Regions from separate parts of the Homo sapiens genome. Here region 2 is linked to region 1. Evidence: chromatin contacts called from ENCODE Hi-C or POLR2A ChIA-PET data. All regions are on one chromosome and are shown on one strand. Each heading gives the region's core, a stretch centred on a gene start or an enhancer-like site at or near the end of the contact. The rest is flanking DNA. Distances are from core to core; before and after follow the strand shown. Region 1 holds the start of FAM210B (family with sequence similarity 210 member B). Region 2 overlaps CASS4 (Cas scaffold protein family member 4).

Region 1 (3,350 bases), core at 147-2,646:
TAAAATATATTTCTTTTTCTTTTTCTAGAGAGACAGGGTCTCGCTCTGTCACCCAGGCTGGAGTGCAGTAGCACCATCGTGGCTCCCTGAAACCTGGACCTCCTGAGCTCAAGCAATTCTGCGTCAGCCTCCCGAGTAGTTGGGACTACAGGTGCATGCCACCACACCAGGCTAATTTATTTTTATTTTTGTAGTGACAGGGTTTCGCTATGTTGCTCAGGCTGGTCTTGAACTCCTGAGCTCAAGTAATCCTCCCACCTCAGCCTCCCAACGTGCTTGGATTATAGGCATGAGCCATTCCACCCAGCCAGAACATCTTTATTGAAGTATAATTTACACAGCATAAAATTCATCCATGTTAAGTGTACAGTCCCACGAGTTTTAGTTACACAGCTGTCACCATCCCTACAATCTGGGTTTAGGATCCTTCCCTCACCCCAAGACGTTCCTCCCACTCCTTGGCAGTCAATCTCATTTCCCACTCCCAGCCCTAGGCCACCACGGATCTGTTTTAGGTCTCTGTGATTTTGCCTATTCTGGGCACTTCATGTAGCTGGAATCCTCCAGTGTGTGACTTTTGTGCCTAGATTTTTTCAATTGGCATAAGAGCTTTGAGATTCATTTATGTTGTGCATGTATCAGTAGTCTGTTCCCTTTAATTGTTGCATTGCGTCCCATTGAAGACTTGTGCCACAGTACGTCCCAGTTTATGGGCATTCCTAATTGTTGACTAATATTTATAAGATCTCTACAAACATTGGTGTCTTCACATTTTAGTCTTTGAGTGTCGAGCCTTTGTTTCTCTTGAGAAGCTACCGAGGAGTGGAGTTGCTGGGTTGTATGGTTAGTGTATGTCTAACTTTTCAAGAAACTGCCACACCATCTTTCGCTTTACATTCACGCCAACAATCTATGAGGGTCAGAGGACTTTTTATTAAACATGTACTAATATCAATTCTCATATTTATTTTCTTCTTTGGAGCTAACACGTAAACATATCTATAATTTTTTTTCAGATTTCACCCATTTCTGCAGGGAGAAAAGCTCATAAGCCACGGCCCTACGCCCACCTTTGTGCCCGCAGAATAAGGAAACCCGCCAACTACACACCACAGTTAGAAAGCCCAAGACCCTGAAAAGACCTGCACCCACCCCCAAAGGGGCGGGGCTGGTGGGCGGAGAGGAGGCGGGGCGCGCTCCTTCAGCCCCGCCCACCAGCCCTGGACTCCGGCTCCCGAGGAGCGGAGCTAGCGGGTGAGCCAAGGGGATGTGCACAGGCCTCCTCAGTCCCGCCCAGCGCGCGCGCGCGGCGGCGAAGCCGGCGGGCGGGGCCGGGGAGGGCCCTCGCCGGGTCAGCTCCGCCCACCCTCCCCGGCCTCCGCCCGCCTCCCGGGTCAGCGGCGCGGGTGCTGCGCCTAGCTGCGCACCATGGCCGGGTTGCTGGCGTTGCTGGGTCCGGCAGGCAGGGTGGGCGCCCGGGTCCGGCCTCGCGCCACCTGGCTCCTGGGCGCCACCGCCCCCTGCGCCCCGCCGCCCCTGGCCCTGGCCCTGCTCCCGCCCAGGCTAGACGCCCGGCTGCTCCGCACGGCGCGCGGGGACTGCCGCGGCCACCAGGTAAGCACCCCACCCCGACCCTGATCCCGGGCGGTGTCCAGGTCCCCAGACGTCCGCAGGGCCGCGCCGGGGTCCGGCCGCCTCCGCCAAGGACGCCTTTGCACTTGTAGCTGCCCGGGACCGAGCTCTTCCAGGGTCCCCGAAACCCCAAATCCCTGCAAGCCAAGGAAGCGATCCTCCTAGTTGACAGCCAGAGAAACTGAGGCTCGGGAAGGTGTGGCGCTCTGCCCAAGGTCGCGCAGTCTTCGGCCGAGCCCCGGGTCTGCAGAGCCTCAGCCAGGCTGGGGCGCAGCCGACTGACTTGGTCTGAACTTCCACACGTTGCCTGCGGAGTTGTTGTCCAGGCCTTCTGGCTGGGTCTCGCTGTGTTTTGAACACCTCCCGACGCTCGCTGCTCCTCCCTTTTCTTCTGAGTGGAAGAGCAGGCGTCCTCAGGGAAGCCGCGGGCAAGAAACCCACAGTGCTGTTTGTTATGTTTCATTTCCGTCACTTTCCATTGGTGCTAAGTGAAAACTGGTTTTCCTTCAGAGCAGTCATACCAGCTTTCCTTTCAAGAAATCTATCACTTTCTTCCAAGTGAGTCTTTTTAAATAAAAATAGTAGTAAATGAAGTCTGGCGGTCCAGGAATGGCAAGCCCAGACACGCGGAGCCGGCGTCCAGCCCGGAGCGCATCCGGCCTGGCAGTCTGGAGCCTCTTTGTTTGCCTGGGTGCAGACAGGGCCCCTCCATTCATCGCCCGGTGACCTCAGACCGAGTCCTGAAGGCTTTTGAGCTTGTTTTCTGACCTTTAGAGGGCCAAAAATAGCACCTTCCCAGCAAGAGTTTGGGAGACAACTCCATGAGCTGGTGCAGGCCTCAGCGGAGTGCCGCCGGCCCAGCGAACATCTCCTGACCGTTTCCTAGCTTTTCAGTAAGGAGCGGATGGGGATTGGACCCAGGCTTTCATCATGCCTCCTGCCCAGATCAACTTCCTTCCTTGCCTTCTCCAGTCCGACAGGTGGCACACAGGTCTTGGGGATCCTCTCCAGAGTGGCACCTTCTGCACACACCGTGCCGCCTCCTGATGATTCTTCAGGGCCCAGCCCAGCTGTTCCTTCCTCCGGGAAGCCCTCTCTAACGACCTGTGAGGTCTCGGATGCCTCCACTGGGCCTGCTTCCACCCCATGGCTGTGGGTCTTCTCTGCACTCATCTGGAATGGCCTCTTGTCCTGCCTGTCAGCCACATTGACCTTGTCCCCAGCTCAGGCCCTGGCACTGGAGCGGTGTGTGTGTATACAGTGGCAAAGAGTTGGCCTCAGACTCCCTGGATTCCTCTCTCTACTCACTTGTTGTTGACTTTGATCAAATTCCCTTCTCTCTATCTCAGGCCCCTCATCTGTAAAATGGGACGTTAATAATTCAGACTTCATAGAATATGAATGTAAAATGAGATATGTTCATACCTGGCATCTGGTGTGTCCTAAATTAAGGTTAGAAATGACTATAATTGCAGTAAATATATACAGTCACAAGGCCCCAGGGCCCCGTGAGCTGTCCTTGTTTCTTCTGCACCGTGGTAAAATCGGCAGAAACCCAAGTGGGATCAGAACCTCAAAGGAGATTAGGACAAAAGATAACTCATCTGCCTGAGAAAACGCGTCCCCAGCAGGGCCTGGGAGCAGTGCAGGGAGGGTCTGGGCTTGGCCAGAGCCCAGAACCTCCCCTGTCGTCTGTTCTGGCCGCCCACCCTCGTCGG
Region 2 (3,051 bases), core at 161-2,660, 81 kb after region 1:
TATCACCACAACAAGCTGCTGTGCAGTTGTTTAAAAAAAGAATGAGGCATTTATAAGAGGGAAGAAAGATCTATTTAAACAAAAACCAAACAGATATAAACTCAAAAAAGAGGCAGGGCGCAATGGCTCATTCCTGTAATCCCAGCACTTTGGGAGGCGGAGGCGGGCAGATCACAAGGTCAGGAGTTCGAGACCAGCCTGGCCAACATAGTGAAACTCCGTCTCTATTAAAATACAAAAAATTAGCTGGGCATGGTGGCAGGCACCTGTAATTCCAGCTACTCGGGAGACTGAGGCAGGAGAATCACTTGAACCTGGGAGGGGAAGGTTGCAGTGAGCTGAGATCGCACCATTGCTCCCCAGCCTGGACGCCAAGAGTGAAACTCCATCTCAAAAATAAACAAACAAACAAAAAACTCTAAAAAGGAATTCTGTATGTGAGTGTGTATGTGCATGTGTGCTCTCACACTGAGACTGAGAAGAACATGCTCCAGGCATAGTTACCCCAAGGAAGGGGAACTGGTTAAAGAGAAAGGGAGCAGTAAGCTGGGGCCTTTATTTTATTCATTCCTGTGTCCTCAGCACGTGGGACCAGGCCTGGCCTGGGGTAGGTGCTCAATACATATCTGACAAACAAACAAATTAGGAAGTTGATTTTTATGTCATATTGAACATGTATGACATCTGTAACTTTTTAAAATATCAATTATTTTGTTTTTTTGAGACTGGGTCTCGCTCTGTCTCCCAGGCTGGAATGCAGTGGTGCAATCACTGTTCACTGCAGCCTCAAACTCATGGCCTCCAGCAATCCTCCTGCTTCAGCCTCCCAAAGTGCTGGGATTACAGGTGTGAGCCACCATGCCTGGCCTAAAGTATCAATTTTTAAAAACAGAGGAAAAAGAGCATTCATTAAATGTAGAATGGGCTAGGCTTGGTGGCTCATTCCTGTAATCCCAGCAGTTTGGGAGGCCAAGGCAGGAGGATTGCTTGAGCCCAGGAGTTTGAGACTAGCCTGGGCAACATAGTGAGACCTCATCTTTACTAATAATAATAAAAAATAATTAGGCAGGCGTGGTGGCAGGCACCTATAGTCCCAGCTACTCAGGAGGCTGTGGAAGGAGGACCCTTTGAGCCCAGGAGATTGAAGCTGCAGAGAGCTATTATTACTACGGCGCCCCTGCACTCCAGCCTGGGTGACTGACCGGGACCCTGTCTTAAAAAATAATAAAACAAATGCAGAATGAAAACTTTTTTTAATAAGGAAAAGAATTAAAGTAAGGAAGGAGAAAAAGAATGCGCTATTTCCCTCAAAGCCCTGGCCTTCATGAGGTGTTGAGATGTAGAGCAGATGTGCACAGGCCTCAGTCACTGCAGGCATTTCCTGCCATCAGATGCTTTGCTTTCAGCTCCCATGACACATCCCACCCGGCCACAGCTCTGGCAGAGGGTCTTGGCAAGGTCTGTGTGCAGGGAAAGGCCAAGCTCCCTGAGGCATGTGCTGTGGGGGCCCCAGGAATGTGCTACTCACCATTCAGGCCTTCTCCACACCAGCTTCCAAGGTTGTCTTCAAACAGGAAAGTGTTGATTCCTTAGAAGATTTTGAATACTTTACATTTTCTAACTCCCTGGGCTACAAGACATAGAACCAGACAGTTGTTACATAGAACAGCTGCCAGCACAGGCACTCGCTACAAACACCAGGAGGAAGCTGGTGGCGCCTTCTGAAGCAGTCAATGAGGTGGACACTAACTCTCTTTTCTGGAACAACTGGCCCCGATCTAGGCCTGGCATGCTCAGCTGCTGTCTGAGCAGCTGACTCGGAGCAGAGCTTTGCTGAGGTTTCTTCTAAGAACAACAAGTGACATTAACTGAAGTTAACTTGAATTTCTTCCAAAGCCATGAAAAGAAAAAACAAAAAATCAATAGCAATTCCTTCCTCTCCCTGAAAGGAAAACAGATGCGCTGTCCTCTGTTGGTTGACCAGAGGACCCTCGAAGACCACTTCACAATCAGTTAAGTTTTCTGATCCACAGAAAAGGCTGGCAAGGCTGGCACCTCCTCCCTGCTCATGCCACTCAATACAATGACAGGCTCCTACAAGGTACTTAGTAAATACCTGTTGCATGAATGAAATTGACCAAACACAACACAAGGTTTCAAAAACATGGAGTCCACTATCAACTGCTAGACTGACATCCGTGTGAAAGGAAAGATGAGTTTACTATTGAAACTTAACTTTGAAAAATGATCAGGGCATTAGCAATGAGATTTGTCCTTGATGTTAAGTGCATCAACCATTTGAGGCCTTGCTTGTGCAGGCTGTGGCAAACAACAGAAACCGCAAGGAAATTCAGGGGGGGTCCCTTTAACCACTGAGCAGAGTTCTTGAGGTGGCCACAGTAAAACCCCCCAGGGGAATTTCCTGCCTTGTTTTCCTTCCTTAAGTTCCCTCCATGTCTGCCCTACCTACAAGTTTGCTCCCTTCCTTCCCTCCCTTCCTATTTATTTACTTAAAAAAAAAAATTTTTTTTTTTTTTTTTGGAGGCAGAATCTCGCTCTGTCACCCAGGCTGGAGTGCAGTGGCGTGATCTCGGCTCACTGCAACCTCTGCCTCCTGGGTTCAAGAGATTCTCCTGCCTCAGCCTCCCAAGTAGCTGGGAACACAGGCTCCCACCACCACGCCTGGCTAAATTTTTTTTGTATTTTTTAGTAGTGACAGGGTTTCGCCATGTTGGCCAGGCTGGTCTCGAACTCCTGACCTCAGGTGATCTGCCCACCTCAGCCTCCCAAAGTGCTGGGATTACAGGCGTGAGCTACTGTGCCCAGCCTATTTACTTAAACATTGTTTTAATTTATTGGCTGGGTGCGGTGGCTCACACCTGTAATCCCAGCAATTTGGGAGGCCAAGGCGGGTGGATCACCTGAGGTCAGGAGTTTGAGACCAGCCTGGCCAACATAGTGAAACCCTGTCTCTACTAAAAACACAAAAATTAGCCATGTGTGGTGGTATGCATCTGTAGTCCCAACTACTCAGAAGGCTGAGGCAGGAGA

Evidence for each region. Hi-C counts contacts between places; a loop is a spot of excess contacts on that map. ChIA-PET counts read pairs that join two places held with the same protein, here RNA polymerase II (POLR2A). Pooled maps may share reads with other maps.
Region 2: a loop to region 1 is called in a pooled map, with 4 times the contacts of the local background. The contact joins the enhancer-like site here to the promoter of FAM210B in region 1. A Hi-C loop is called at or near these places in 5 of 50 pooled maps. POLR2A ChIA-PET finds 5 or more read pairs at or near these places in 2 of 52 experiments (AG04449 and AG04450).

The regions. Positions count from the first base shown.
Region 1 is chr20:56,357,578-56,360,927 of GRCh38, forward strand. It overlaps FAM210B (family with sequence similarity 210 member B), which reads left to right and starts at 1,397. Exons shown (of 3, transcript NM_080821.3): 1 at 1,397-1,614. The coding sequence starts at 1,429. RefSeq lists a silencer at 1,074-1,673.
Region 2 is chr20:56,438,466-56,441,516 of GRCh38, forward strand. All of the region lies in intron 2 of CASS4 (Cas scaffold protein family member 4), which reads left to right. Among named protein-coding and RNA genes, the nearest start is that of CASS4, 28 kb to the left of the region's middle. Within about 2 kb of position 1,411, at least 11 of the 41 ENCODE cell types and tissues checked have a DNase peak (open chromatin) inside an H3K27ac peak, as active enhancers do.